Regions from separate parts of the Homo sapiens genome. Here region 2 is linked to region 1. A link is a loop called in an ENCODE intact Hi-C map of the cell type or tissue named here. Cell type or tissue: heart left ventricle. All regions are shown on one strand. Each heading gives the region's core, and the rest is flanking DNA. Links, peaks and the distances in the headings are about the cores only. Region 1 overlaps FAM222B (family with sequence similarity 222 member B). Region 2 holds the start of FAM222B (family with sequence similarity 222 member B).

The links. A loop is a pair of places that touch in the nucleus more often than their neighbours do. Peaks named below come from ENCODE experiments on the same cell type or tissue, not always from the same donor. Only the 100,000 strongest peaks of a DNase experiment are listed, where the experiment ranks them.
Region 2: it touches region 1 in a loop (2.9-fold over the local background); 58 of 110 quality-filtered maps call a loop at or near these places.

The regions. Positions count from the first base shown.
Region 1 is chr17:28,758,693-28,774,993 of GRCh38, forward strand. It overlaps FAM222B (family with sequence similarity 222 member B), which reads right to left. Exons shown (of 3, transcript NM_001077498.3): 2 at 7,894-8,015; 3 at 1-1,184. The coding sequence starts at 7,975. LOC124903965 (a long non-coding RNA gene) reads left to right here and starts at 12,102. Exons shown (of 3, transcript XR_007065689.1): 1 at 12,102-12,575; 2 at 13,575-13,687. RefSeq lists enhancers at 1,990-2,587, 2,588-3,184. In heart left ventricle, for the core only: CTCF peaks have their summits at 5,203 (motif pointing right) and 5,413; DNase peaks (open chromatin) are centred at 2,729 and 5,204; H3K27ac peaks cover 826 bases.
Region 2 is chr17:28,835,383-28,851,683 of GRCh38, forward strand. FAM222B (family with sequence similarity 222 member B) reads right to left here and starts at 7,408. Exons shown (of 3, transcript NM_001077498.3): 1 at 7,300-7,408. RefSeq lists enhancers at 2,262-3,145, 6,987-7,501 and silencers at 7,187-7,376, 13,429-13,478. In heart left ventricle, for the core only: a CTCF peak has its summit at 7,533; a DNase peak (open chromatin) is centred at 7,429; H3K4me3 peaks cover 2,126 bases; H3K27ac peaks cover 1,027 bases.

The DNA.
Region 1 (16,301 bases), core at 1,988-9,987:
CAGATGGAAGGACTGCGCCAGGCAGAGTTCCTGCGGGTAGGCAGGGGCCTTGCCCACAAAGCCAGGCCCTGCCAACTCGCGTCCTGCCGCATGCTTGCCTGTCAGGCCAGGGGCTGGCGTCCCACTAGCCTCGCTGCACATCTGCTGTAGGTGGGCCAGCTGGTGCTGGTTCCAGGTGACTGGCTTGAGGTCGCTAGGGTAGCCAGTGGGGACGCGAGAGATGCCTGTGGGCAGGTTGACAGGACCTGCAGCAGGCAACGCGGCGGTGGCCGCGTGGGTGTGCTCCATGGGATTGACCACACATGAAGGCATTGGTGTGGGGACGCTGTGGGTCGACACCCGGGTGCTTGCATTGATGAGCAGACTGCGACTAATGGGGCTGGGGTTGGCGATCTGGCCCTCACACACTGAGGTAGTGCTGATGCCTGCCCTCGTCTGGCAAAACTGGTTGATCTGGTGCACGATGCTACTCAGGTCCGGAGGCTGGCTGTGCTGCAGAGTGGCCGCCATTGAAAGGGGGATAGTTGAGGTAGACACGGTCACATTCGGGGGGGCATCTGAGTCTGGCATCTTCCGGCCTCCATGCAGCAAGGGATTGTGGGGGTGCTGGAGACCCTGGTGAGCCAGGGCCTGAGGGTGGACCAAGCCCTGGGTTTGGGCCATGGGCTGAGGGTGGCCCAGGCCCTGAGGCTGCTGGAGGCTCTGAGGGTGGGACAGTGCCTGGGGTGGCGGGATACCCTGAGGGTGCTGCAGCGTCTGGGGAGGGGCATGGGCCAGGGTCTGTGCATGCTGCAGGGCCTGCTGGCGGGCCAGAGCCTGGGCCTGGGGGTGGGCTAAAGTGCTGGGTGCCACAGTAGCATAGGGTGCCACTGGGGGGTTCATGATGGCCTCAGGGAGCAACCGGGCTCGGGTGCCGTCAAAGTCCTTGAGTATGCTTTTGGCTGGCACTTTGACAATGGCAAGCAGGCCTGCCTTGGTGGCAGCCTGTGTCGGGTAGGGGCTGTAGCGCTGGGCTGATGTGTCGAGGCCGTTCACAGTACGACGAACGTGTTTCCGCTGGGGAACCTTCACACTGTTGGGGAAGATTTTTATAGTCAGTGGGTTGTTTGCGACCTTCTTAGCATACGCATCCAATTCGGCTGGGGTAGGATAGTGAGCAGTTCTCATTTTCTGTGTAGTGTCCCCTAGAGAGAGAGAATGGGAAGGAGAGCAAAGAGGGAGAGGGAGCTCATCAGTGCCAAGGCAAACAGCCCTTCCAGATTCCCCTTTTGAGGGCCTGGGGTGGGGTGGGGAAATGACTAGATTGTCATCTGTAGCCTTCATTCGAGACCCAGCTTCAGTCTTCACATTAACAAGCACTGCTAATGTTCAGTAAGTGCTTATAGTGGGCCAGGCCTTCTGCCAGATGACAGGCCATCTCAATGAATCCTCACTATTGCTGTAGAAGCAGGCACTATCATCATTTACATTTTATAAATGAGGTAAGTAGAGATCAGAACAGCAAAGCATCTTTCAAAGTCTCATATCTTGCAGAACCAGAATTTGGCCAATTCTCAGAGAGGTAACCGAGAGTTCTCCCCCTACACAGAAATTCAGGGTCGCTGGGCACGGTGGCTCACACTTGTAAATCCCAGCATTTTGGGAGGCCAAGGTGGGTGGATCATCTGAGGTCAGGAGTTCAAGACCAGCCTGGGCAACATGGCGAAACCCCGTCTCTACTAAAAATACAAAAAGTTAGCCAGGCGTGATGGCAAGCACCTGTAATCCCAGCTACTTGGGAGGCTGAGGCAGGAGGATTAATTGCTTGAACCCAGGAGGCGGAGGTTGCAGTGAGCCGACATCGCACCACTGCACTCCAACCTGGGCGACAGAGCAAGACTCTGTCTCAGAAAAAGAAAAAAAAAAAAGAGAGAAATGCAGGGTCTGGAACTCTACCAGCCCATGTGGCTTGGGGGTAGGTTCTAAGCAAAGCTCCTTGTCAGGGCCATGGTGGCCCTTCAGTCTAGAGGGTACCCAGAGCTACGACTCTTCAGTCTGCAGGGACCAATGAGGGATCAGCTTTCCCTTGCATCTTGGCAGCTGGGGGGCTTTGCCCACTGGGTGGGCACCCTGAACAGTAGACAGAATGCTTCCTTTCAGGAGCAGAGGAATAAGCTGCCAACATCTCTCCCCTTCCCCATGTCACAAGTTCACTTTTGTTTACAGTTTACTCTATGCCCGACTGGATGAGGATCAAAGGCTTTATTTATTTGCTTGAGAAGGAAGATAATAATGACAGGGCAGCAGGGAGGGAATTGAGAAGAAAGGATTCAGAGCATCTTTCAGTCCTTTCAGTCCTGAGAGCCAAAAATAGTCTGTATTTGGTCCATGTCAGCTGTCATTTTCCAAAAAGAAAGAGGAAAAACCTGCCTGCCTTTGGAGACTGCGGAAATGCCCACTCGGTGTGCCTCATTAATGTTAACAGTCTCTTTGTTCCCATCTCCTGTTGCCTCCCATCAGGGGGCTCAGCGGATGTCCGGCTTCCAGTCAAAAAGGAAAAGGTTCTGAGAACAAGGGCTCTTTAAGGATGCCAACCTCCTGCAAGGGGGCTCTGCTCTACTCTCTCGTCTCTGAGGGAGGGTCTCCCCTGAGTATACACAAAAGGTGCCTAATAAATGCTTGCTGAATGAGTACACAGACTGCCCAAAGCAGAAGTGGCTTGGCAGGAAGCCCAGGCTCAGCTAGCCGACTCTCTCCTTACTTCCTCCTCTTGCAAAAGGCAGGAGGATAGGCCAACGACTAATCTGACTGAATGCCCAGCTTGTGGCCTCAGGTGGCCTTGGCCCAAAGGAGACTCTATTCAAAGTCACATCACTGGGCATCACCTAGAACAAAGGTAGGCTAATGAGCATATTAGAAGGAAAATGGGTACAGCTCTCTTTGTTTGGTGATAATGCTGGTTAGCAACTCCTGCTCTGGGAAGCAGGAAAAGAAAGCTCAAGTCAGGAGGGGCAGAGAGATTTGGGCCCATGCTCACAAGCAGATCTGGGCAAAAAGAGCCAGGCATCCCCACCTCCCAAAACAGGTCTGTGCTTTCAAATACTGGCAAAAAAGTCTGGGATCACTGATTGAGAGCAAGTCCCTAAACTCAAGACATCAGAATTCCAACAGAAGCTGCCTTGGTCAACCACTGTACCTATGTGTCTTATTGGTCATAATCTCATATAATACTCCTAGCACAGTGCTTTAAACCTAGCCCACCTCCATGCTGGTGGGCTTCTCTCCTTGAAATCCAAGTAGAAGTCGTATAGTACCTTGATGAGTAGAAGAGTCCCTTTGTTCCAAGTTAGTACCAACTCTGAGGTTTTTTTTAGCAGAGGCAAGGGGGAAGCTTGACCTCATTCAGGAGTATGGAAGGGGACACTTATCCACATTGATTAGTTTTCTTTGTCCTGCCTCCACTGATGCTGAAATGGTGAAGAGGGCTGTCAAAGGATTCAGAAATAAAGTGAAATGAGGGTAGGGAGGGTGGCCACAAGGCTACAGTAGCTTTGTTAAGGAAGAACCCCAAAGATGAGTACAGTATATTGAACAAAAAAGGGGTATCATTCTGGGAATACAGCACCATCTACCTCACATACCAGACTTAAGCCTAACTCTTAAAAAAAGTTTTCTGCTGGGCGCAGTGGCTCATGCCTGTAATCCTGGCACTTTGGGAGGCCGAGGCGGGTGGATCATGAGGTCAGGAGTTCAAGACCAGCCTGCCCAGCATGGTGAAACCCTGTCTCTACTAAAAATACAAAAAATTAGCCTGGGATGGTGGAGCGCACTTGTAGTCCCAGCTACTTGGGAGGCTGAGGCAGGAGAATTGCTTGAACCCGGCAGGTGGAGGTTGCAGTGAGCAAAGATTGCACCACTGCACTCCAGCCTGGGTGACAGAGCGAGACTCCATCTCAAAAAAAAAAAAAAAAAAAAAAGTTTTCTCAGCTGGGCATGGTGGCTCACGCCTGTAATCCCAGCACTTTGGGAGGCCGAGGTGGGTGGATCACGAGGTCAGGAGTTCAAGACCAGCCTGGCCAAGATGGAGAAACCCCGTCTCTACTAAAAAAATACAAAAAATTAGCCGGGCATGGTGGCAGGTGCCTGTAATCCCAGCTACTCGGGAGGCTGAGGCAAAGAATTGCTTAAACCCGGGAGGCAGGGTTGCAGTGAGCCAAGATCGCACCACTGCACTCCAACCTGGGTGACAGAGTAAGACTCCGTCTCAAAAAAAAAAAAAAAAGTTTTCTCAACACTTATCACAGCCCCCACACAGGCACCCTGACTACTTATTTTCTTCTGTAATGTATTTCTGTAACTACACAGCCAACACAGATACCACAGCTTTGTAAGCGACTTACTTAAATAGCTTATACCAATAGTGTCATTAATAGAGACATAGACAATGTAGGGAATAGGAAATCTGTAGTTTGTAAAGGGTTAGAGAAACCTGTATTCAAGTACTAGCTTCATCATTTGCCCATACTGAGAGCCTGTCATTCCTCAATTATCAACAGGGATGAATTCTGCTCTCCTACTTCACAGAATTACTAAGATCGAGAGTCAATGAACATTTTCACTAAATGAGCATTTTCATTGAAAATGAAACAATGATGGTCAATAGTTACCATTCAAGGATAGCAGATGTGGCTGAGTCTGACCACAGACAACACAAAGAAAACTGACTAAGGAAGCCCCAACTGCAGGACAACCTGGCCTTCAGCCTGAGAGTTAAATGTAACAGAAAGCACTGCTGTCTATTCCAGGATGGACTGGAGGCAATTTTCTGCCTGAAATTCAGTCCTCCCAATGGAGACCTCTCTGTTCATCCTTCTGTTTTGAAGGTCAGAGGGCACAGGTGGCATAGGCAACAGGAACCTCTATCTGTAGGCAGAGAGGCACAGGCAATGTGTTCAAACACAGATTTCAGAGTCTGAGCTGAGTATGGGCCAGTCACAGGACTGTCATGTGGCACTGGCAAGTGACAAACCCTCTCTCTATACCTTATCCTTCTGACAAAGGCAAGAGAGTCTTCCATATGGAATTTTTGAGGAATGGGTGACAACATATGTGAAAATATTCAATATAGTGCCTGGCACATGGTAGCAACTTGACAAATGTTAGCTATTATTTCTATGACTTTATCCAGTCATTGGGTCAATCTGCCATTTCCAGACCCCTCCACTAGGGGGCAGATATGCACATAAAGAAGCAGTAAAAGAAGGTAATTTTGGCATTTGTCCCCAGAGCCCCAGTGTTCTGCCATGGAAGGAAATCAAAGTTGTTATCTGAAGATGGTTTAAGGACCAAGGACCTTTTATCAGCTATTCAAACAGTAAATATTTACAGAGCCACTACTATATTGTGATCCTGAGAAGGGGAAATACAGAGCAGAGGTTTAGGATTAAGAAAGAAAAAATTTCCAGTGGCGCATGCCTGTAATCTGAGCTACTCGAGAGACTAAGGCAGGAGCACTGCTTAAACCCGGGAGATGGAGGTTGCAGTGAACCGAGATTGCGCCACTGCACTCCAGTCTGGGTGACAGAGGGAGACTCCATCTCAAAAAAAAAAAAAAAAAAAAAAAGGGCCGGGCATGGTGGCTCATGCCTGTAATCCCACTACTCAGGAGACTGAGGCGGGAGAATCACTTGAACTTGGGAGGCGGAGGTTGCAGTGAGCCGAGATCGTGCCACTGCACTCCAGCCTGGGTGACAAGAGCAAAAGTCCTCCTCAAAATAATAAAATAAAATAAAGTGGGCTGGGTGTGGTGGCTCACACCTGTAATCCCAGCACTTTGAGAGGCCGAGGCAGGCGGATCACCTGAAGTCGGGAGTTCGAGACCAGCCTGACCAACATGAAGAAACCCTGTCTCTACTGAAAATACAAAATTAGCTGGGCGTGGTGGTGCATGCCTGTAATCTCAGCTACTCAAGAGGCTGAGGTAGAGAATCGCTTGAACCCAGAAGGCGGAGGTTGCGTTGAGCCGAGATCACGCCATTGCACTCCAGCCTAGCAACAAGAGCAAAACTCTATCTAAAAAAAATAATTAAAAAAAAAATAAAAATAATAAAAGTGAACACCAAGATAAAGCTGCCAATTTGCCCGTCCTCCAAATGGCTTTTCCCTTGATATCACATCTTTGGGTAAAGCTGTCAGAGTGTGTTAAGGAACCCAGAACAAAGGAAGCTTCTCTTTGTCATCTTACTGCATGCCTCTAAGTACGTTCCCTCTCCAGTTGTGTCCCCAGAAGCCCAGAAATAGGCACGATGCAGTTAGGATGCTGATTTGGATGACCAGAGAGTATAACATAACACCTTCATCACCCAATCATCACTTATTAAGATAAAGGATGGGTTGAGAAAGCTATAGCAGAGCTTGCCTTATTGTGTCAGGCAACTGTAGAAGGAGGACTACCACCTTCAGCTGTTATTACATAGAGCTGGATTCACTGGCCAAATTCCAGAACTAGCCAGGCTCTGAGTCTTACGCTCTCTCAAAGAAATGAAGTCTAAAGGCTGGACCATTTTTAACTTCTGATGATGTTCTCACATGGCAGGGGCTGGCAAACGACAGCCTGCGTGCCTGGTCCAGTTGCTGTTTTTTTGTAAAAAAGTTTCACTGGAACACAGACACCCTCATTTGTTTATTGTCTGTGGCTGCCGTTGCCCTACAATGCCAGAGTTGAGTAGATGCAACAGAGACCACATGGCCCACAAAGCTTAAATTATTGGCTATCTGGGCTTTACAGAAAGTTTGTTAACCCCTGTCATAAGGGGTTCAGTTAAGGTGCTGAAGCACCTTTCCTATCAAAGGGAAGCCTAGCCACCTCAATGATTTCCCCTTTGTGCTCTGAATGGAAGGTCTATTCCAAATTTAGGGCTGTTTTTACACCTGAAGATACTATACATGGTAATGTGCCAAGAATAGAATATTTTCCTTGCAGATCATGTATTACAGGGAGAGAAGGTAGGAAGGAGTCCGGGAAAATATGAAGTATAAAACCCCAATTCCAGAAAGTTAAGACAAGAATCTAACAGTTTTCAAAGGCTCAATCTTCTGGGAAGTGTATTAGCAGGAAAATGCCCAGAGAGACTGAGAAAGCTAGCTCTCCATCTCTTCTGAGGGCAAAAGCTCCCTGACTTCCTGTGAACTAAAGTCACACTGACTCAGAAGGCAGGTAGCAAAGCCAAAGGGAACTGTCTGTTTCCATGGTAGACTACTAAGAGAGTTCAAAACAAGAGAACAGCATAGTTTATTTCAGAGATATAGTAAGTAATCTGGACTGTGAGTTTTCATTCAATTCCCTATGAAGGTTCAAACTGAAACACCTTTTTTAAGGGTGATATATATATATATATTTCCCCTGAAGCTCTTTATAGTTTTGTTGTTCAACAGAAAGCTATCAGCAACAATTAAAATTGAGATACAATGGGGAATTACAGAATTTAAGCAGACCCCTAATGGCTGGACACAGTGGCTCACACCTGTAATCCCAGCACTTTGGGAGGCCAAGTTAGGGGCATCACCTGAGATCAGGAGTTTGAGACCAGCCTGGCCAACATGGTGAAACCCTATCTCTACTAAAAATAGAAAATTAGCCAGGCATGGTGGTGGGCACCTGTAATCCCAGCTACTCGGGAGGCTGAAGCAAGAGAATTGCTTAACCCGGGAGGGAGAGGTTGCAGTGAGCCAATCAAGATCGCGTCATTGCACTCCAGCCTGGGTGACAAGAGCAAGACTTCGTCTTAAAAAAAAAAAAAAAAGAAAGGTGTCAAAATTCAAGGTCAGTGTACCCCAGATGTGCTTCAAGGACGGCCCAAATGTAGAGACAAAAACAAAGAATCACACATGCTCCATAGGATCCAGATTACTTACATTTCTGAAGTCCAGTGTTCATCTGCGTGTGAGAAAGAAGCTGAAAGGACAGGTCACCTGGCCCTGGTAGACAGGCTAGCATGGCAGATTGGCATCAACACAACATGGGGCAGTGGCTCACACTGTAATGAACAAAAACAAGGTCATGAAACACAAGGCAACTCATTCGAAGAAGAGAGTAGGAACACTGGATATGACTGGCGTGAGGCCCAAGTTTAGACACATAAAGCAATTTAATTAGCAGTGTGTTGGTTGAAAGTATACTTACATCTTTATCTGTGACGACAATTTGCTGTCAAATATCACTATGGTTAAAATGATTTTTCAGTTACCACAGATGTATGGATGGGAGAAATAAAACTGGAAAGCACCTATTCATACAACTGGAAAGTACAGGTGCATTTATAATGTCTCAGTATTCCTGAGGAGAGTGGGCCCTCATAGGGCCTGGCTCAGCCAGCCCATTTATAGGCCTGGTTGGAGACCAGCCAGACATTTTCAGAAGCAGCACATTATATGATTGCAAAGGTACCCAATGTCTGACTTGTGAGCCAGTAATATGAACCCACTTTTATTTTATTTTTTTTGAGACGGAGTTTCACTCTTGTTGCCCAGGCTGGAGTGCCATGGTGCGATCTTGGCTCACTGCAACCTCTGCCTCCCAGGTTCAAGCGATTCTCCTGCTTCAGCCTCCCGAGTAGCTGGGATTAAAGGCACCCGCCACCACGCCTGGCTAATTTCTTTGTATTTTTAGTAGAGACGGGGTTTCACCATGTTGGCCAGGCTGGTCTCGAACTCCTGACCTCAGTTGATCCGCCCACCTCGGCCTCCCAAAGTGCCGGGATTACAGGTGTGAGCCACTGCACCCGGCCATGAACTTACATTTATTTACTTATTTATTTATTTATTTAAGACAGAGTTCTGCTGTCACCTAGGCTGGAGTGCAGTGGTACAATTTTGGCTCACTGCAACCCTTGACTCCTGAGTTCAAGCGATTCTCGTCCCTCAGCCTCTCTAGCAGCTGGGATTACAGGCGCATGCCGCCATGCCCAGCCAATTTTTGTACTTTTAGTAGAGATGGGGTTTCACCATGTTGGTCAGGCTGGTCTCAAACTCCTGACCTCAGGTGGTCCGCCCGCCTCAGCTTCCCAAAGTGCTGTGATTACAGTCATGAGCCACCGCACCCGGCCGAACTCACTTTTAAATGGAAGGAGGAAAGCATCCTAGGAGGCACAATTAACCACTGTTAAAGCAAATTCTGTTTGCAAATTTCTGGGGCTTCACCCTTCCTGACATGCAATTAGACCTCCTGAACTACCTCTCCCACCCCCTCAAAAGAAATGCATTGCTCCCAGACTAAAGCAAGGAGAAAGGCTGCCAGCAGCTCTCTTCGTGCAGGCAATCCTGACATGTCAAGACCGCACGAGTTTCATTAGTGATGTTTACCAACCAGACATACACAGCCCAAGCAAGCAGACATTGATGGGGCCTTCTGTAGCGAAAGAAGCCCTGTCAACAATGCAAGCTCCTTAGGTAACAGAAATACGATTTTCCTAAATAAGTACACGAACTTCTTTTCCCATATTTCAGAAACCAAGGTGGCAAATTATGGCTTTAGATCACAGCAAAAAAGGAGTGGGGGAAAAGCTCAAAAGTTAAAGACGACAAAAATCTCCTTATTTTCTTGAGAGGGCTCTCTCAGGTATATTAAACTACCTTGTCATGATGAGTATCAGAGGGCTCCTGCTTCCAAGACCAGGTAGCTGAAAAGACACTTTGTAAAAGAGGCTGCTCAAACTGTGTCTAAGATAGCAACTGCAGAAAGAACTGAAGATTGAATGCCTTAATGAGAACAGAGCTGTCCAAGAGTTCTGGCACAGCGTCAGTCTTTTTAAGATCTCTGGTGGGTGGGAAAACAGAATGAACACAGTGAGCCAACTTCAGTGCCTCAAGAAAAAAAAAAAGTCTTGGCCGGGCACGGTGGCTCACACCTGTAATCCCAGCACTTTGGGAGGCCGAGGCGGGCAGATTACCTGAGGTCAGGAGTTCGAGAACAGCGTGGCCAACGTGGTGAAACCCTGTCTCTACTAAAAATACAAAATTAGCTGGGCATGGTGGCGCATGCCTGTAGTCCCAGCTACTCAGGAGGCTGAGGCAGGAGAACTGCTTGAACCCAGAAGGCAGAGGTTGCAGTGAGCAGAGGCTGCGCCACTGCACTCCAGCCCGGGCCACAAGAGTAAAACTCTGTCTCAAAAAAAAAAAAAAAAAAAAAAAAGAGAGACTTCTGTTGGGGTCTGGATGCTGATCTTTACATAATAACTTCTCCCTTAAGACCCTAACACAGCTGAAGGCAAACTCCAAGGAAAGGAAGAGAATTAACAAGTACTGGGAGCTAAAACTGTGAAATGGGCTGTATGAGGGGCTTTAGTGATGTTTTCTTAATTGAGTCTCTCAAGCCTTGGAAACAGGTAACAAACTTCACCTGTCATCTCATCATCTCTAGATGGGATTACTATTAGCCTTCTAAATGGTCTGTTCCACGCTTACCCTTTATCACCCAATCTATTCTCTATTCAGCAATGTTAGTTCTTTTTTTTTTTTTTTTTTTTTTTGAGATGGAGTCTTGCTCTGTTCCCCAGCCTGGAGTGCAGTGGTGCGATCTCGGTTCACTGCAACCTCCGCTCCCGGGTTCACGCCATTCTCCTGCCTCAGCCTCCCGAGTAGCTGGGACTACAGGCGCCTGCCACCATGCCCGGATAATTTTTTTTTGTATTTTTAGTAGAGATGGGGTTTCACAGTGTTAGCCAGGATGGTCTCAATCTCCTGACCTCATGATCCGCCCGCCTCGGCCTCCCAAAGTGCTGGGATTACAGGCGTAAGCCACCGTGCCTGGCCCAAACGGGGTTTCACCCCATGTTGGCCAGGATGGTCTCGATCTCTTGACCTCGTGTTCCGCCCGCCTTGGCCTCCCAAAGTGCTGGGATTACAGACGTGAGCCACCGCGCCCGGCCAATTCTGTTAACTGAAAGTCAGAGCAGCTTAAATATCTCTAATGACTTTCCATCTAAGAATAAAATACAAAATCCTAACATGGACCCCAAGGCCCTCCATGATCTATTACTACTGGTTCTCTGACCTCACCTTCTGACCTACCCTGCCCTCTCTTGCTGACTTACTTCCAGCCACCATGGTCTCACCATGGTTTCCCTGCAGTTCCTTCAACGAGCCAAACACGCTACCGCTTTAGGACTTTGTCCTTACCATTCCCTCTGCCTGGAATGTTCTTGCCCCAGATGTCTACTTATTTTTCTAGCTCCCTCACTTCATTCAGGTTTCTGCTTAAATGTCACTTCTTAAGGGGAGGGCTTCTTTGACCTCCATGTCTAAAACAGTATCCTTATTTCCCTCATTTTTTTCTTTTAAAATCTATCCTGAGACCCTGAACTCAACAATTCCTCCCACACAATTAACCCCAGGCACGTGGCCCTTCCTGTTGTTAACTCCTCTATTTCCCTCACTTTTTACCACCATCATTACCACCTGTTTTACGTCCATCTCTCTCCACCCCACTAGGATATAAACTCAGTAAGAACAGACCCTTGGTTCGTTTTGTTCATTATTATATCTAGAAAAGCATCATCTACTAACACTTACGAGGCTCTCCATAAGTAACTGTTGACCATATAAAAGGCAGATTGTTATTAATTTTTTGAGGTTGTCATTTAATCTACATATGTCAATCTATTAATGATGGCAGAGCCCAGGACTGAAACCTAGATTTGACTTTTCCCAAAGCCTGTGGCTCACTCTTCAACTCCAGGTTCTATCAGTTTCCTTTTTCTTCAGACAGCCTATCAGCCAGGCTGGAGTGCAGCAGTGCCATCTTGGCTCACTGCAACCTCCACCTCCCACGTTCAAGCGATTCTCCTGCCTCAGCCTCCCAAGCAGCTGGGATTACAGGTATGCACCACCATGCCCAGCTAATATTTTTTTTTTTTTTTTTGAGACAGAGTCTTGCTCTCTCACCCAGGCTGGAGTGCGGTGGCGCCTTCTCGGCGGCTACAATGCTCCGCCTCCTGGGTTCCCGCCATTCTCCTGCCTCAGCCTCCAGAGTAGCTGGGACTACAGGCGCCCGCCATCATGCCCGGCTAATTTTTTGTATTTTTAGTAGAGACAGGGTTTCACTGTGTTAGCCAGGATGGTCATGATCTCCTGACCCCGTGATCTGCCCGCCTCAGCCTCCCAAAGTGCTGGGATTACGGCGTGAACCACAGTGTTGGGCCATATCAGTTTCCATTTTGAATAGTACATTCAGAAGGTTCTAAGGGTCACAATGTCTATGATTAAGAGGCAATTATATATATATATGTGTGTGTGTATAAATATGTGTGTGTATATATATGTGTGTGTATATATATATATTTTTTCTTTTTTTTTTTTTAAAGGAGAGGGTGCAATGATGCTCCCTAGCTAGTAAGAGTCCCATCTTGGCCTTCTAAGGGAAAGATAGGTAAATGAAAAGACTGCTAAATCCAAGGTCAGACAGCATATAGAAGGCTTTATAAAAGAACAGGAAAACTCAGAACACTAAATAAGAGAGTGCTTTCTTGGACTCTGCAGTTGGCCTCAATCATCGGATCTGGAATATTACTTTTTACGATTTTGGAAGCCGATACACACCTGTAAGTAATAACTGAGGAAGGTAGAGTATGATTAGTCTTTTTACCTTTCAGTGTGTATCAATGTTAAGTGAACAAGAGCAAAAGGAAAACCATATATTTAGTATTTTGCAACATATATAAAATAACAACACTGGCTGGGCGTGGTGGCTCAAGCCTGTAATCCCAGCACTTTGGGAGGCCGAGGCAGGGGGATCACAAGGTCAGGAGTTTGAGACCAGCCTGGCCAACATAGTGAAACCCCGTCTCTACTCAAAATACAAAAAATTAGTCGGGCGTGGTGATGGGCACCTGTAATCCTAGCTACTCGGGAGGCTGAGGCATGATGATCGCTTGAACCTGGGAGGCAGAGGTTGTCGTGAGCTGAGATTTTGCCACTGCACACCAGCCCGGGAAACAGTGCGAGACTCCGTCTTAACATGAAAAACATGAACAGCCGCTACTATCTGAGGGCAATTTTTTGTCTTTATACTTTGGCATGTATATTATTTCTACAAATAATTTTAAAGGCCAGGTGCGGTGGCTCACGCCTGTAATCTCAGCACTTTGGGAGGCCGAGGTGGGCGGATCACGAGGTCAGGAGATCGAGACTATCCTGGCTAACACAGTGAAACCCTGTCTCTACTAAAAAATACAAAAAATTAGCCAGGTGTTTGGTGGCGGGCACCTGCAGTCCCAGCTACTCAGGAGTCTGAGGCAGGAGAATGGCATGAACCCGGGAGGCGGAGCTTGCAGTGAGCCAAGATGGCGCCACTGAGCTCCAGCCTGGGCAACAGAGCGAGACTATGTCTCAAAATAGTAATAATAATAATTTTAAAATAAGGGGGAAAAAATCACTGATAAACCAAAAACCTCAACCTTAAGAAACGTTCACATCTGTATAGCTAATACTCTGACGATGGGGATACAAAAACACCTTCACTCAGTGGTCTTGCAGATATCATTTTTTTCCCAGTATTTTTTGGAAAGAACCAATCTTTGTCTTTTTTTCTCCTTCTTCAGGGAACTTTATGAATCCAGAAAGAGCCAACGTTTGAATGATTACTGCAATCTCACATCTATTAAATCCTGATACCTGCAACCAAGAGATGAGTAGGAGATGTGGATCCTAAGAGGTGACCTGTAACATACTGCCCCTCAAACCACATCTTTGGATTTCAATAGAAAGAACAGAGAGAGGCCGGTCGCGGTGGCTCATGCCTGTAATCCCAGCACTTTGGGAGGCCGAGGCGGGCGGATCACGAGGTCAAGAGATCGAGACCATCCTGGCTAACACAGTGAAACCCCATCTCTACTAAAAAAAAAATACAAAAAAAAAAAAAAAAGAACAGAGAGAATTAAACCAGCTAGGGCCACACGCGGTGGCTCATGTCTATAATCCCAGCACTTTGGGAGGCCAAGGTGGGCAGATCACAAGGTCAGGAGTTCGAGACCAGCCTGGCCAATATGGTGAAACCCCATCTCTACTAAAAATAGAAAAATTAGCTGGGCATGGCGGTGGGCACCTGTAGTCCCACCTACTCAGGAGGCTGAGGCAGAAGAATCGCTTGAACTGGGGAGGCGGAGGCTGCAGTGAGCCGAGATCGCGCCACTGCACTCCAGCCTCGGCGACAGAGCGAGACTCTGTCTCAAAACAAAACAAAAGAAAAAACAGCTAAACTATGGCAAAGAGGCATTAATGAATTTATTGATAGCAAACAAAGAAGTAAAGATAAGAGGTGAATTCAGCAGACTCCAGAAAGTCAACTTTTGGTTTGGGCAGGAAGGAGTGAACCAGTAAGAAACAGAGCTTGAGGTCCTCCGTGATTACAGTCCCAAGAAGAAACTTCCACAAGTCTAGAATACTCTAGAGCTCTCACTGGCATGAAACGAACTGCTAAGATTACAGTCCATAATTTGTGATCCTTGCTTTAAGAATTCTGGGATCCAGGGCAGGTGCGGTGGCTCATGCCTGTAATCCCCAGCACTTTGGGAGGCCAAGACGGGTGGATTACCTGAGGTCAGGAGTTCAGGACCAGACTGGCCAACGTGGTGAAACCCCATCTCTACTAAAAAAAAATACAAAAAATTAGCCGGGCGTGGTGGTGGGTGCCTGTAATCCCAGCTACTCGATAGGCTGAGACAGAATTGCTTGAACCTGGGAGGTGGAGGTTGCAATGAGCTTAGATCACATCATTGCACTCCAACCTGGGCAATAAGAGTGAAACTCTGTCTCAAAAAAAAAAAAAAAAAAAAAAAGAATTCTGGGATCCAATCAGGCACATTGGCTCACGCCTGTAATCCAAGCACTTTGGGAGGCCAAGGTGGGAGGATCACATTAGGTCAGGAGTTTGAGACCAGCCTGGCCAACATGGCAAAACCCCATCTCTACGAAAAATACAAAATTAGCCGGGCATGGTGGCATGTGCTTGTAATCCCAGCTACTCGAGAGGCTGAGGCAGGAGAATCACCTGGGTCCAGAAGGCGGAGGTTGCAGTGAGCCGAGATCATGCCACTCCACTCCAGCCTGGGCGACACAGCGAGCCTCTGTCTCAAAAAAAAAAAAAGAATTCTGGGATCCATTTGTCATCCTTTCCAGAAGACTTCCTCCAGTACTAAGAAAGTCCACAAGCCCCTTGACCAGTTTCACTGACGTCAAGAATCAGATCCTGCTAGGGTAGAAAAGGTACGGAATGAGCTCAGACTGTGGCAAGGTCATGAGGGTTGTGATGAAACAAGAATGAAACAACCTCTCCCCACAACATATTCTAGAAAGCAGAGATGTCAGAATAAAGGAATCCTCCAGAGGCCTGGCGGCTGAGTGGAGGCATTTTATTTAAAAGCTTCAAACTACCCACACCTTTTGATTACCATCTGGCTTTTTCTATTTTTCTTTTGTTTTCTTTTTTTTTTTTTTCCTGGACAGAATTGACTGGGGTCTGACTTTTTCTTAAATGTAAATTCCAATATAATTTTACAGCTGGTATTTCCAGAATTAGATCCAGAAATCAACACTAGCACTACTCTCTGAAAGTGTTTCAGAATGCAACTCTTAACTGCTGAAGAGAATCAAGTAGTAACCTGGAGCAGGCCAAATGAGTTACAGACATTACAGAGAAAGATCGATCACTTTGGCAGAGCCTCTCTGTGAGCTTTAGCTAGTTTTCCTAACGCCAGCTGGTATGCTACGTTAGCTACCCAAGGCAGGGGGACTATGGTATCACAGTGACCACAGAACTAAGCTTTTCCAACTCTCCTGGGGCACCTGCACAAGTGCTAGCATTTCCCAGACTACCTCTAATTAAGGAACAAACCTTTTTCCCTACTGGAAAATTCAAAAGTGCTTTCATCTCTGCTCCCTGCCCCCGACCAGAAGAGGTTTTATTAGAGTTCTGATGTCACACTCTCTGCTTTCCTGGGTGGCATCTGAAAAAGGACCACCTGTGCCTTCAGGGTAGATTTGTGCCAGTGAGAAAACCTCAGCTTCAGGAATTCATGACCAGCCTGGTCAACCATGGTGAAACCCCGTCTCTACTAAAAATACAAAAATTAGCTGGGCATGGTGGCACACACCTGTAATCCCAGCTACTCAGGAGGCTGAGGCAAGAGAATCGCTTGAACTCGGGAGGTGGAGGGTGCAGTGAGCTGAGATGGCACCACTGCACTCCAGCCAGGGTCACAGGGCGAGACTCCGTCTCAAAATAAATAAATTAAATAAATAAATAAATAAATAAAACAAACAAAAAAAAT
Region 2 (16,301 bases), core at 2,632-10,631, 77 kb after region 1:
TCCCAGCGCCTAGTACAAGACATAACACATGGTAGACACTTAAATATTTGCTGAAGTTGACTGCTGAAAGGATCAACTCCAACATTTTTTCAATGAGGCCACAGAATCCAAAAAGCTTACGATTCAAGCCTAGTTATGGCTTACTGGTAGAAAAAAAGACATTACACAAATTCGCAAATTGATACTTATGTTGTTTCTAGATTTGCATATTTTTCCCAACTAGTTTCAGGGTTAGTTCCCAGAAAATTGGTAACCAAGTAAATCTTTTAAACAAAACAGTTTTTTGTTGTTGTTTTAAATAGGGTCTCACTCTGTCGCCCAGGCTGGAGTGCAATAGCGAGTTTACAGCTCAGATTACTGCTCACTACATCCTTCATCTCTTGTACTCAAGTGATCCTCCCACCTCAGCCTCCCAAGTACCTGGGACTATAGGTGCATGCCACCACACCCGGCTCATTTTTTTTTATTTTTTTGTAAAGAGAGGGTTTCACCTTATTGCCCAGGCTGGTCTGGAACTCCTGGGCTCAGGTGATCCTCCTGCCTAGGCCTCCCAAAGTGCTGATATTACAGGCATGAACCACCATGCCAACTTAAATCACTTCTTATTTTTATTATATATTTTTTTCAGAGTCTCCCTCTTGTTGTTGCCCGGGCTGGAGTGCAGTGGCATGATCTCGGCTCACTGAGACCTCCGCCTCCCGTGTTCAAACAATTCTCCTGCCTCAGCCTCTCAGGTAGCTGGGATTACAGGCGTCCACCACCACACCCAGCTAATTTGTGTGTTTTTAGAAGAGATGGGGTTTCACCATATTGGCCAGGCTGGTCTCAAACCCCTGACCTTGTGATCCACCCGCCTCGGCCTCCCAAAGTGCTGGGATTACAGGCATAAGCCACCGCGCCTGGCCCTAAATCACTTCTTAAATGACCTATATTTTCCCATGAAATAGTATGATCCAGTGTTGTACCAAACCACCATTTAATAATTGAGCCAGCATACGCCTGTAATCCCAGCACTTTGGGAGGCCATGAGGCGGGCTTGTAGCAGGACAAGCCACAGACAAAACCCCTCAGATGCTGAGTTAAAGAAGGAAGGGCTTTATTCGGCCGGGAGCTTCGGCAAGACTCACGTCTCCAACAACCGAGCTCCCCAAGTGAGCAATTCCTGTCCCTTTTAAGGGATCACAACTCTAAGGGGGTCTGCGTGAGAGGGTCGTGATCGATTGAGCAAGCAGGGGGTACGTGACTGGGGGCTGCATGCACCAGTAATTGGAACGGAACAGAACAGGATGGGGATTTTCACAGTGCTTTTCTATACAATGTCTGTAATCTATAGATAACATAACCTATTAGGTCAGGGGTCGATCTTTAACTACCAGGCCCAGGGTGTGGCGCCGGGCTGTCTACTGGTGGATTTCGTTTCTGCCTTTTAGTTTTTACTTCTTTCTTTGGAGGCAGATATTGGGCATAAGACCCATATTGGGCATAAGAGGGGTGGGCTCCTCCCTTAAGCTGATCACCTGAGGTCAGGAGTTCGAGACCAGCCCAGCCAACATGGCAAAACTCCATCTCTACTAAAAGTACAAAAATTAGCCAGGCATAGTGGCGGGCACCTGTAATCCCAGCTACTCAGGAGGATAAGGCAGGAGAAGCTTGAACCCGGGCAGTGGAGGCTGCAGTGAGCCAAGATCGCACCCCTGCACTCCAGCCTGGGTGACAAGAGTGAGACTCCATCTCAAAAAGTAAATAAATAAATACATAAATTTAAAGGCCAGGTGCGGTGGCTCACGCCTGTAATCCCTGCACTTTGGAAGGCTGAGACGGGTGGATCACGAGGTCAGGAGATCGAGACCATCCTGGCTAACACAGTGAAACCTCGTGTCTACTAAAAACACAAAAAATTAGCTGGGTGTGTTGGTGGGCGCCTGTAGTCCTAGCTACTAGGGAGGCTGAGGCAGGAGAATGGCGTGAACCCGGGAGGCAGAGCTTGCAGTGAGCCGAGATCGAGCCACTGCACTCCAGCCTGGGCGACCGAGGGAGACTCCGTCTCAAAAAAAAAAAAAATAAATAAATAAATTTTTAAAAAAATTGAGCCAGCAAATCTGATTACCCCTCCTTGTATTAAATGCATCTGTAATAAAGAAAATTTAGTATTTTTCTTGTTAAATTGTAGTCCTTTTCACTATAAGTCACAGAGCTTTGACAGGGAAACAATCGAGACCCTGAGAGGTAATAAGACAGAAATAGATATTAAATACTTCTTTTTGTTTTTTTTTTTTTGTTTTTTGAGACGGAGTCTCGCTCGCTGTTTCGCCCAGGGTGGAGTGCCATGGCATGAGCTCGGCTCATTACCACCTCCACCTCCTGGATTCAAGCGATTCTCCCGCCTCAGTCTCCTAAGTAACTGGGATTACAGGCGGGTGCCACCATGCCCAGCTAATCTTTGTATTTTTAGCAGAGACGGGGTTTCACTTTGTTTGCCAGGCTGGTCTTGAATTCCTGACCTCAAATGATCCACCCACCTCGGCCTCCCAAAGTGCTAGGATTACAGGAGTGAGCCAACATGTCCGACCAATAATTTTGTTTTTAAATAGAATGTTTTTAGGCCGGATGCAGTGGCTGACGCCTGTAATCCCAGCACTTTGGGAGGTAGAGGCGGGTGGAACATTTGAGGTCAGGAGTTCGAGACCAGACTGGCCAGCATGGTGAAACACCATTTCTACTAAAAATACAAAAATTATCCGGGCAGTAGTGCCATGCCTGTAATCCCAGCTACTCAGGAGGCTGAAGCAGGAGAACTGCTTGAAGCAGGAGAACTGCTTGAGCCAGGGAGGCAGAGGTTGCGCTGAGCCAAGATGGCGCCACTGCACTCCAGTCTGGGCGACAGAGTGAGACCCTGTCTCAAAAAAACAACAAATAGGCCGGGCGCGGTGGCTCACGCCTGTAATCCCAACACTTTGGGAGGCCGAGGTAGGCAGATCACAAGGTCAGGAGATCGAGACCATCCTGGCTAACACGGTGAAACCTCATCTCTACTAAAAATACAAAAAATTAGCCGGGCGTGGTGACGGGCACCTGTAGTCCCAGCTACTCAGGAGGCGGAGGCAGGAGAATGGCGTGAACCTTGGAGGCGGAGCTTATAGTGAGCCGAGATCGCGTCACTGCACTCCAGTCTGGGCGACAGAGACTCCATCTCAAAATAAATAAATAAATAAATAGAATTTAAAAACAAAAAAAAGATTTTTGGCTGGGCGCGGTGGCTCACACCTGCAATCCCAGCACTTTGGGAGGCCGAGGCAGGCGGATCACCTGAGGTCGGCAGTTCGAGACTAGCCTGGCCAACATGGTGAAACGTCATCTCTACTAAAAATACAAAAATCAGCCAGGTATGGTGGTACGCGCCTGTAATCCCAGCTACTCAGGAGGCTGAGACCAGAGAATCACTTGAACACAGGAGGCAGACGTTGCAATCAGCTGAGATCTCGCCATTGCACTCCAGCCTGGGCAACAGAGTGAAACTTGGTATCAAAAAAAATAAAATAAGGCCGGGCATGGTGGCTCATGCCTGTAATCCCAGCACTTTGGGAGGCTGAGTCGGGCAGATCACAAGGTCAGGAGATCGACACCATCCTGGCTAACACGGTGAAACCCCGTCTCTACTAAAAATATGAAAAGAAATTAGCCAGGCATGGTGGCGGGTGCCTGTAGTTCCAGCTACTAGGGAGGCTGAGGCAGGAGAATGGCGAGAACCCGGGAGGCGGAGCTTGCAGTGAGCCGAGATCGCGCCACTGCAATCCAGTCTGGGCAACAGAGCAGGACTCCGTCTCAAAAAATAATAATAATGATAATAATAAGCCAATAAATATTTATTTTAGCCCCTGGTATGTCAGAGATTCACAGGAAGTCCTTAAATCTCCAAAGTTCCTCTCCCACTTTAGAAAAACTTCTCACACGAAAGGCAATCAAGATACTAGCCCACCCCTTTTTCTTCCCCAGGGAAAGAAATCCTCATTTTGTAAGGTCATTTACTACATAAAAGTAACCACAAGTAGGAAAGATAACAGAAGGAGAGGAGGACAGGAAATTCTCATCACAGCTGAACAAACCTCTATTATTTTAACATAACATGGGTGGCATTTATGCGCTTATTTGAACTGATGGAAATTTCCAGTAGGGGGAAAAATGCATTACCAACATTAAAAATAAATGTCCAACTATTAAAAAATAAAATAAGATAGCTATGCCCAGCTTTAACATTTTATACTCTACTCCATGTAGTAGTCAAACATGGAATAAATTTCTGTAATGACCTATCACAATAGTAACAAATGCTTTATTTTTAAAACTATTATCTTAAACAAAGTATTATAGACAAATAATCTATTGGGACGGTCAAGGAACTAAAGTAAAAAGGTTAAAATTATACATCACTGTGCATTTCCAGGAAAGAAAAGTGAAACACATTTTACCAGACAGAGAAGTTAAAAACAACCAGGTTCATTTTTCCCATTCCTGTAAATTCACTCCCCTTATTTGTGAATCTTCAAGAATCTAGTATAGCCCCTCCCTACCTTTACTCAGGTAAAAGACCAATCACTCATCAATTGCCAAAACGCCTTGACAGTTTAAGGTCTCAATCCTCAGAGTCAGCAAAGCTGAAGTGTCTATGTCCTTTTAAAAGGAGTCTGCATCTCTACTTTAGAAACCATTTTCTCACTGCGCTTGGTGGCTTACGCCTGTGATCCCAGCACTTTGGGAGGCCGAGGCAGGCGGATCACCTGGTTCGAAACCAGCCTGACCAAAATGGCGAAACCCCATCTCTACTAAAAATACAAAAACTAGCCGGGCATGGTGGTGGGTGCCTGTAATCGCAACTACTTGGAGGCTGAGGCAGGAGAACTGCTTGAACCCGGGAGGTGGAGGTTGCAATGAGCCGAGATTGCGCTACTGCACTCCAGCCTGGGCGACAGAACAAGACTCTGTGTCAAAACAAAATAAAATAAAAAGAACCCATTTTCTCTTTCCATAAACACATAGTTTGTCCTCTGCTTTGTCTACATTAAAAAACACGTCTCAGGAGTGTTTCTTCAGCCTCTCAGGAAAACCAAGACACCTCTTGGGCTCCTCTTCTGAGATATTCCACCTGAGAGATCCCACTGACAAGCAGGGTAACAAAAAGCAGAGCTAGAGGGCTGCCTTATGCATATCTGACCTCCAAAACAGCGACAGGTCCCCGGAGCAGCCAGAGACTCCTTTGCAAAGGAGAACTTTTTATAATTTAAAAATAATAAAATGGGCCAAGCACGGTGGTTCACGCCTGTAATCCCAGCACTTTGGGAGGCTGGGGCGGGCGGATCACCTGAGGTCAGAAGTTTGAGACCAGCCTGTCCAGCAATGGAGAAACCCCGAGTGTACTAAAAAAAATACAAAAATTAGCCGGGTATGGTGGCACGTGCCTATAATCCCAGGTACTAGGGAGGCTGAGGCAGGAGAATTGCTTGAACCCAGGAGGCGGAGGTTGCAGTGAACCAAGTTCGCACCACTGCACTCCAGCCTGGGTGACAGAGCAAGACTCCTTCACCCACCTCAAAAAAAATTATAATAAAATAAAATAAAAATAAAGATAACAAAATAGCCAGGCACGGTGGCTCACGCCTGTAATCCCGGCACTTTGAGAGGCCGAGGTGGGTGGATCACCTGACGTGAGGAGTTCAAGACCAGCCTGGCCAACATGGTGAAACCCCATCTCTACTAAAACTACAAAAATTAGCCAGGCGTGGTGGTGGGCATTTGTAATCCCAGCTACTCAGGAGGCTGAGACAGGAGAATCGCTTGAACCCGGGAGGCGGAGGTTGCTGTGAGCCGAGATGATGCCACTGCACTCCTGCCTGGCGACAGAGCGAGACTCCGTCTCAAAAATAAAATAAAATATAATAAACAAATTATATTTTCACATCCCTCACTGGGCAGCCCTCCCAGCTTGTCTCAAACTAGTTTTCTTAACTCTTTTTTCCAGACGGAGTCTCGCACTGTCACCCGAACTGGAGTGCAATAGCACTATCTCGGCTCACCGCAACCTCTGCCTCCCGGGTTCGAGTGATTCCCCTGCCTCAGCTTCCCAAGCAGCTGGGATTACAGGCGCCCGCCACCACACCCGGCTGATTTTTTGTATTTTTAGTAGAGACGGGATTTCACTACGTTGGCTAGGCTGGTCTCCAACTTCTGACCTCGTGATCCGCCCGCCTCGGCCTCCCAAAGTGCTGGGATTACAGACATGAGCCACTGCACCCGGCCTTTTCTCAACTCGTTAAAGCACATTAGTGCCAACTGTGTTATAAGGCAACATGAGTTAGCTATGTTCAGAAAATATTTTAATAGATTGGCCCTCCATCCTTTCGGGTGAGGAGCTGCAAACCGTTTGTAAAAACGCCGGAGTACGGTATTTTTCCTACAGAAGTCTGATGGCTAATTTATCACATTACAGAACTGGTAGTTCTGCACATGGTCTGCTGTGCCCATAAAGAAAGCACATATGTGTCTACTGAGGTTTTACAAACAATACGCTTCTTATCTTAACAGAGAAATCAGTCATTCCATTAACAACGGTAAGGTCTAAATTCCACTAACATTGTTGGTGATACATTAACATCAACATAGTACTTACAATTCACAATTTGCATAAACAATCTCAATTACATAGGTGATGCTTGCAATAGCCCGTTTGAAGCATGACATCTTCCTGGTGTTCAGAAAGGTTAAGTGGGACCTGCCCAAGGTTACCTAACAGCTTTATCAATGGTGGACTTCCTTTCGAACCTGCCTGACTCTAAGCCCCTAGCTCTTTTCCCTAGACCCCTCCCGGCTTTCAAAAGAGGGTTCCCGACTCCCATCCTCTACCCAGAGCAGCCTATTACTCCGGGAGACCGACCCTTCCCCTGCCTGGTTCAGAGGTGGCTTCTTAAGCTCCAGCAGAGCTTTCATCCTCCACCACCCTCCCCCCGCAATCATTCTCTGAAAGAAGCGGAAAGGAGAGGCGACCAAAAGCTCCTGGAGGAAGGGATGATACAAATGGGCTGCTTCACTCCACAGCACGCAACCCCGTCCCCCTCCACCAAGCTGTCCAGCTCTGCGGCCGGCGACCGGGCCACCCGTGCCCCAAATTCTCCCATCATCACCTCAAACTGTACCTCCCCCACGCCCTTCCGTCTCCCACAGTCAGAGCCCACCCCACAAAGTCATGTATCCTTCCGCTAAGTTACCCTCTTCCCACGCGTTGTCCACTCCCCCTCCACCACTACTCACGGTCGGTGACTGGGCCCGGCCCTCATGGCTGCTCCTTTGCCGCCCGCCGCCCGCCGCCACCACTTCTCCACTGCCCGGCCCCTCAGTCACCGGCGCAGCTGTGGGGACTACCCGGAGCCGCTCCTGCGCCTGCGCAGCGTGTAGCGCCTGGGCCCTTTCGGGCCGCACGCGCCTGCGCAGCCCCTGCCGGGGGCGTCTTCCTCAGTGCCTGATGGTCTGGACCCCTGGGTCTCTAGTGGACATGGGAGCTGGCCTTGAAGAATTCTGAGGCTTAGAGAATTTGGCGGCTGCCTCAGGGTACGCCTCTGGAGTACCGTGCCTAGGTTACTAAACCCTTGGATCGCGCTTCCCCAAGGAGCCACAGACTTACTGGCTCTTCCAGAATTCTGCATCCTACTTGCACTTAAAGGCCTGAATTCAGGTGCTCTGAGGTGACCACTGATGATAAATTTGGGTCTTTTTTTTTTTTTTTCTGAGTCGAAGTTTCGCTCTTGTTGTCCAGGTTGGAGTGCAATGGCGTGATCTCGGCTCAAACAACCTCCGCCTCCCGGGTTCAAGCGATTCTCCTGCCTCAGCCTCCCGAGTAGCTGGGATTACAGGCATGCACCACCACGCCCAGCTAATTTTGTATTTTTAGTAGAGACGGGGTTTTATCATGTTGGTCAGGCTGGTCTCGAACTCCCGACCTCAGGTGATCCACCCACCTCAGCCTTCTAAAGCGCTGGGATTACAAGCATGAGCCACCGCGCCCAGCCTGGGTCTTTTTTTTTTTTTTTTTTTTTTGAGACGGAGTTTTGCTCTTGTTGCCCAGGCTGGAGTGCAGTGGCGCGATCTCAGCTCACTGCAACCTCCGCCTCCCGGGTTCAAACGATTCTCCTGCCTCAGCCTCCTGACTAGCTGGGATTACAGGCTTGCACCACCACGCCTGGCTAACTTTTGTATTTTTAGTAGAGACGGGGTTTCACCATGTTGGCCAGGCTGGTCTCGAACTCCTGACCTCAGATGATTCGCCCGCCCCGGCCTCCCAAAGTGCTGGGATTACAGGCCTGAGTCACCATGCCTGGTAAAATTTGGGTCTCTTTCAAGATGATCGTGTCTAGAATGTATCGGGGGTAATTATGTAAAGGCAGCTTTGCCATCCTAGAATACGCTACTAGCTAGGAGGTGCAATGAAGTCCTGGGGACCTTGTCAAGGAGGTGACCTCGCCTAGAATGCACTGGGGACACCGCTAAGTTCAGTATGTTTATCAAGCACATGCTGTTTATTGGACAGAAATGTTCTAGGCATCGCGTGTATGCTATTGAGGAATTCGCAGGCAAATAGTCCCCTGCTTTCCAGCTCTCACTGTGAGCCTGGCCCTTTTTCAAACTGGTAAAAGAAAACCACTAAAGTCCAGTGAGGCCCAACTGTCAGTCCCTAGACTACTGTGCTGCTTTGGCATAGCCTGACAAGAGACTAAGCTCAATCGAGTCCTGAGAATTCAACAAAACAGACTTGAAAGCAGCAGGCAAGAGGAGGTACAGGACTAAACTCTCTCCTCATCACCATGGCTCTTTTTTCTCTCTCAACTCCAGCGCTGGTCTCCTCTCTTCAGAGTTTGGACACATAAGGCCCAAGATACAACGTAAGGGGGAAAAAGAGAAGAAAAAAAGACAAGTTGAGTGCTCAATGAGGAATGTTAAAAAAATTTAAATAGGCCAGGTGCAGTGGCTCACGCCTGTAATCCCAGCACTTTGGGAGGCCGAGGCGGGCGGATCATGAGGTCAGGAGATCGAGACCATCCTGGCTAACACGGTGAAACCCCGTCTCACTAAAAATACAAAAAATTAGCCGGGCGTGGTGGCGGGCGCCTGTAGTCCCAGCTACTCAGGAGGCTGAGGCAAGAGAATGGCGTGAACCCGGGAGGCGGAGCTTGCAGTGAGCCGAGATCAAGCCACTGCATTCCAGCCTGGGCGACAGAGCGAGACTCCGTCTCAAAAGAAAAAAAAATTAAAAATAAAGCTGGGCATAGTGACTTATGCTTGTAATCCCAACATTTTGGGAGGCCAGGTTGGGAGGATTGCTTGAGCCCAGGAGTTAGAGACCAGCCTGGGCAACATAGGGAGACTCATCTCTACAAAAAATCTAAAAAATAGTGGCCAGGCAAGATAGCTCATGCCTGTAAACCCAGCACTTTGGGAGGTTAAGGCGGGCGGATCACTTGAAGCCAGGAATTCGAGACCAGCCTGGCCAACACGGTGAAACCCTGTCTCTACTGAAAAAATACAAAAATTATCTGGGCATGGTGGCATGCACCTGTAGTCCCAGCTACTCAGGAGGCTGAGGCAGGAAAATCGCTTGAACCCAGGAACGGAGGTTACAATGAGCCGAGATCGCACCACTGCACTCCAGCCTGGATAACAGAGTGAGACTCCATCTCAATTAAAAAAATAAATAGGGCCGGGCGCGGTGGCTCAGGCCTGTAATCCCAGCACTTTGGGAGGTCGAGGTGGGCGGATCACGAGGTCAGGAAATCGAGACCATCCTGGCTAACACGGTGAAACCTCATCTCTACTAAAAATATAAAAAATTAGCCGGGCATGGTGGCGGGCCCCTGCAGTCCCAGCTACTTGGGAGGCTGAGGCGGGAGAATGGCGTGAAGCCCGGAGGCAGAGCTTGCAGTGAGCCAAGACGGTGCCACTGCACTCCAGCCTGGGGACAGAGCGAGACTCCATCTCAAAAAAAAAAAATACAAAAATACAAAAAAATTGGCTGGGCGTGGTGGTGGGCGCCTGTAGTCCCAGCTACACGGGAGGCCGAGGCAGGAGAATGGCATGAACTGGGAAGCGGAGCTTGCAGTGAGCCGAGATCGCGCCACTGCACTCCAGCCTTGGCGACAGAGCGAGACTCTGTCTCAAAAAAAAAAGGAAAAAAAGAAAAAATAAATAAATAGGCCAGGCACAGTGGGTCACACCTGTAATCCCAGCACTTTGGGAAGCCGAGGTGGGCAGATCATAAGGTCAGGAGATCGAGACCATTCTGGCTAACACGGTGAAACCCCATCTCTACTAAAAATACAAAAAATTAGCCGGGCATGGTGGCGGGTGCCTGTAGTCCCAGCTACTTGGGGGGCTGAGGTGGGACAATCAATTGAACCCGGGAGGTGGAGGTTGTAGTGAGCCAAGATTGCGCCACTGCAATCCAGCCTGGGTGACAGAGCAAGGCTCCATCTCAAAAAGAAAAATAAATAAATAAATAAGGGTTGGGCCTGGTGGCTCACGCCTGTAATCTCAGCACTTTGGGAGGCCAAGGCGGGTGGATCACGAGGTCAGGAGATCGAGACCATCCTGGCTAACACGGTGAAACCCCGTCTCTACTAAAAATACAAAAAATTAGCTGGGCATGGTGGCGGGCGCCTGTAGTCCCAGGTACACAGGAGGCTGAGGCAGGAGAACGGCGTGAACCCAGGAGGTGGAGGTTGCAGTGAGCCGAGACCATGCCACTGCACTCCAGCCTGGGCGACAGAGCAAGACTCCATCTCAAAAAAAAAAAAAAAAATTAGCTGGATGTGGTGGTGCACACCTGTGGTCCCACCTACTTGGGAGGCTGAGGTGGGAGAATCACTTGAACCCAGGAGGCAGAGGTTGCAGTGAGCCTAGACTACACTACACCGCAGCCTAAGGAACCGAGTGAGACTGTGTCTCAAAAAAATTTTTTTAATTAAAAAAAAAATGTTCAGGCCAGGTACGGTGACTCACGCCTGTAATGTCATCACTTTGGGAGGTGGAGTAGGCGGAGTTTGAGACCAAGCTGGGCCACATGGTGAAAACCCGTCTGTACAAAAAAATTACCAAAAAATTAGCCGGGTGTGGTGGCCCGCATCTGTAGTCCCAGCTACTTGGGAGGCTGAAGAGCGAGGATTGCTTGGGTCTGGGAGGCGGAGGTTGCAGTGAGATTCAACCATTGCACTCCAGCCTAGGGGAGCCAGACTCCATCTCAGTAAGAATAAAATTTTCCTCTTAAAAAAGAAAAGAAAATCCTCTATTAACCCCACAGCCCTCTCCTGCTCAATATTGGTCCTCAATATCCAAGGGTTCAGCATCTAGGAATTCAACCATCCGAAGAACAAAAATATCTGGGGAAAGGCCAAACGTGGTGTCTCATGCCTGTAAACTCAGCACTTGGGGAGGCCAAGGCAGAGGACCATTTGAGGCCAGGAGTTCGTGACCAGCCTGGGCAACGTAGTGAGACTCTGTCTCTGCAAAAGATTTAAAAATTAGCGCTGGGCGTGGTGGCTGACGCCTGTAATCCCAGCACTTTGGGAGGCCTAGGTGGGTAGATCACCTAAGGTCAGGAGTTCGAGACCAGCCTGACCAACATGGAGAAACCCCATCTCTACTAAAAATACCAAATTAGCCGGGCATGGTGGAACATGCCTGTGATCCCAGCTACTCGGGAGGCTGAGGCAGGAAAATCGCTTGAACCCCAGAGGCACAGGTTGCAGTGAGCCGAGATAGTGCCATTGCACTCCAGCCTGAACGACAGAGACTCCGTCTCAAAAGAAAAAAAAAAGAAAAAGAAAAAATCTAAAACTTCCGTGACCCCAAGTTACAAGGTGTAACTTTATCTTCCTTACTAAAATAGTGTAGTGGGCCGTGCGTGGTGGTTCATGCCTATAGTCCCAGCACTTTGGGAGGCTGAGGCAGGCGGATCACGAGGTCAGGAGTTCGAGGCCAGTTTGGCCAACATGGAGAAACCCCATCTCTACTAAAAATACAAAAAATTAGCCGGGCATTGTGGCGGAAGCCTGTAATCCCACCTACTCCGGAGGCTAAGGCAGGACTATTGCTTGAATCTGGGAAGTGGAGGTTGCAGTGAGCCGAGATCGTGCCACTGCACTGCAGCCTGGGCGACAGAGAAGGACTCTATCTCAAACATAAATAAATAAATTAATTAAATAAAGAAAAACAAGGCCGGGCGCGGTGGCTCACTCCTGTAATCCCAGCGCTTTGGGAGGCCGATGTGGGCAGATCACGAGGTCAGGAGATCGAGACCATTCTGGCTAACATGGTGAAACCCCGTCTCTACTAAAAATACAAAAAATGAGCCGGGCGCCATGGCGGGCGCCTATAGTCCCAGCTACTCCGGAGGCTGAGGCCGGAGAATGGTGTGAACCCGGGAGGCGGAGCTTGCAGTGAGCCGAGATAGCGCCACTGTACTCCGGCCTGGGCGAAAGAGCGAGACTCCGCCTCAAAAAAAAAAAAAAGAAAAGAAAAGAAAGAAAGAAAACAAAATAGTGTAGTGAAGATGAAGGAGAGAGAAGCAGATGGAGCCTGCGCATGTTGGCTCACATCTGAAATCCCAACACTTTGGAAGGCTGAGGTGGGTGACTTGAACCCTAGAGCGGTGTCTGGCACATAGCAAGTACTCAATAGATTTTTGTTCAGGAGCGAATAAATGACATCTTTCTCTGGGTTGGCTCTCCCCTTCTGGTATCAACATGACTGCAGCAGCTCCAGATATTATGTCTTCTTACATCCAGCTCCAGTGGGAAAGAAGCAAAATTCTCCTTGTACGTTTTATCTCCCTGGGTTATGTGCCCATCTCTAAAACAATCATCATGGGCTAGAGAATGTTATACGCTGATTGAGTTGGTTCCGAGTTGTGTGCTCCTTGCCTGGGGTGAGCCTCATCCAACCACATGGTCTGAGTTTGCAGTAGGGGTGTTTCTATGGATAACTATATTGTATATAATGAATTAATGATTGGCAGGGGAAAAATCCACTATTCTGCCCTTGGTAAGAAATTCAAGTAGGGGCCCGGGCACGGTGGCTCACGCCTGTAATCGCAGCACTTTGGGAGGCTGAGGAAGGTGGATCACGAGGTCAGGAATTCAAGACCAGCCTGGCCAAGGTGGTGAAAGTGTGTCTCTACTAAAAATAAAAAAATTAGCCGGTGTGGTGGTGGCTACCTGTAATCCCAGCTACTTGGGAGGCTGAGGCAGGAGAATCGCTTGAACCAGGGAGGCGGAGGTTGCAGTGAGCCAAGATCGGGCCACTGCACTCTAGCCTGGGCGACAGAGCAAGACTGTCTCAAAGAAAGAAAAAAAGAAATTCAAGTAGGGAAATGGCTCAGAAGACCCGCAGTGGTTCAAATATAGGAATATATGTTGTTGTCATATAGTCTCCAGCAGGGGGCGCCACCTTCCCCTCTCCCCTGGGAGCCAAGAGTCTAGACTGGGCCACCAGCCCATACCCCTAGTCCTGGCAGCACTGATTCCCCACCAGAACTGAGCTCATGTTAAGTGGGGGATGACCCGGCCGGGCGCGGTGGCTTACGCCTATAATCCCAGCACTTTGGGAGGCCGAGGCGGGAGGATCACGAGGTTAGGAGATCGAGACCATCCTGGCTAACATGGTGAAATCTCGTCTCCACTAAAAATACAAAAAATTAGCCGGGCGTGGTGGCGGGCACCTGTAGTCCCAGCTACTGGGGAGGCTGAGGCAGGAGAATGGCGAGAACCCGGGAAGCGGAGCTTGCAGTGAGCCGAGATTGCGCCACTGCACTCCAGCCTGGGAGACAGCGAGACTCCGTCTCAAAAAAAAAAAAAAAAAGTGGGGGATGACCCAAGAAAGCACTGTAATTGACACTTAGCGATTTTCTACTCTTCGGACCCGGGGCCATGGAGCCTTGAGTAGAGTTGTTTTTTTTAAATCAGCATATCAACTTATTTTCTCTTCTACCCCAATTCCTTCCCTGCTATTCTCTACACTCCAGGAACTCACCAGCAGGGAGCAGGCCGCAGCTAATTTTGGTACCACTTAAGGGTTGCCCATTCTGGCCCCCCTTCTACTCTCTCACCCTCAAATCTTTGTATCTGGAGTGTTTTCTTCCAAGAAGCTGCAACACCCAAGGTTGGTAACTCTCATAACCAACCCACACAAGCGCCCACCTCCTCTTTAGGAAGTGGCCAAATTTGGCATTTTTTTCATTACAGCCTGCCATTCCTAGATGTTTTCTACATTAAAGAAGAAGAAAAAAAATCACTGTTTTCTCCTTAACTTCAAGCTACCACTCTCTCCTCTTTCCCTATAAGGGAAGAGAAAACAAAAAGTTGAAATGTAAAAATTCCCCTCCTCACCAGGCGCAGTGGCTCACGCCTGTAATCCCAGCACTTTGGGAGGCCGAGGAGGGCGGATCACCTGAGATTGGGAGTTCGAGACCAGCCTGACCAACATGGAGAAACCCCGTCTCTACTAAAAATACAAAAAATTAGCCAGGCGTGGTGGCGCATGCCTGTAATCCCAACTACTCAGGAGGCTAAGGCAGGAGAATCACTTAGAACCCAGGAGGCAGAGGTTGCAGTGAGCCGAGGTCATGCCATTGCACTCCAACCTGGCCAACAAGAGTGAAACTCTGTCTCAAAAAAAAATTCCCCCTCCTCCCATTATTTAAGCTATTGTCCTATTGTCATCACTCTCTTCTCTGCCCCATAAAGCTGTGAAGCCCTTTGCCTCACTCTTGATAGCATGAGGGGCCAGCGGGCAGGGATTGCGATTTGAATTTCTGAACTGTTTTTCCTTCCACTCTGGGTACTTGCTCAGGCATTGGAGTCTCCTCACCCTTGGCCATATGAGTTTCTTTTTTTTTTTCTTTTTAAGACAGAGTCTTGCTCTGTCGCCCGGGCTGGAGTGCAGTGGTGCGATCTCGGCTCACTGCAAGCCCCGCTTCCTGGGTTCACGCCATTCTCCTGCCTCAGCCTCCCAAGTAGCTGGGACTACAAGTGCCTGACACCACGCCCGGCTTTTTTGTATTTTTAGTAGAGACAGAGTTTCACCGTGTTAGCCAGGATGGTCTCGATCTCCTGACCTTGTGATCCGCCCACCTCGGCCTCCCGAAGTGCTGGGATTAGAGGCTTGAGCCACCGCGCCCGGCCGGCCACATGAGTTTCTTTAGAATCCTTTGGTCAACTGGGACCTTGATTTTGAAACAGTTTAGTCTCGGGTATTTTTGTTCTGTTTGTTCTGTTTGTAGGTTCTGTCTGTTTGCCTATTTTCTTCTGTCTGTCGGTTTTTGTTGTTTTCATCATTGTGGTTCTAGAAACTTCTCGTGTGCAGTGTCTGACCAATTTTGAACAGGTTCTTTCTATAAAAATCAAAAATTGTAAAAAAATGTTCCGCCAGGCATGGCAGCTCACACCTGTAATCCCAACGCTTTGGGAGGCCAAGGTGGGCAAATCACAAGGTTAGGAGTTTGAGACAAGCCTGGCCAATATGGTGAAACCCCGTCTGTACTAAAACTACAAAAATTAGCCGGGCTTGGTGGGGTGCGCCTGTAATCCCACCTACTCAGGAGGCTGAGGCAGAAGAATTGCTTGAACCCAGGAGGTGGAGGTTGCAGTGAGCTGAGATCGCACCGCTGCACTCCAGCCTGGGCGACAGAGGGAGACTCCATCTCAAAACAAAACAAAACAAAACAAAAAAATGTTCCAAGGCTAGGGGCAGTAACTCACACCTGTAATCTCAGCACTTTGGGAGGTCAAAGCAGATGGCTTACTTGAGCCCAGGAGTTCAAGACCAGCCTGGGCCAAGCCAGGCATGGTGGCTCACACCTGTAAGCCCAGCACTTTGGGAGGCCGAGGTGGGTGGATCACCTGAGGTCAGGAGTTCGAGACCAGCCTGGCCAACATGGTGAAACCCCATCTCTACTAAAAATACAAAAAATTAGCCGGGCGTGGTGGCAGAAGACTGTAACCCCACCTACTTGGGAGCCTGAGGCAGGAAAATAGCTTGAACCCGGGAGGCAGAGGTTGCAGTGAGCCAAGATCATGCCATTGCACTCCAGCCTGGGAGTCTCAAACGAACAAACAAACAAACAAAAGACCAACCTGGGCAACATGGTGACAGCCTGTCTCTATAAAAAATACAGAAATTAGGCTAGGTGCAGTGACTCATCCCTGTAATCCCAGCACTTTGGGACGCCAAGGCGGGCAGATCACCGGGTCAGGAGTTTGAGACCAGCC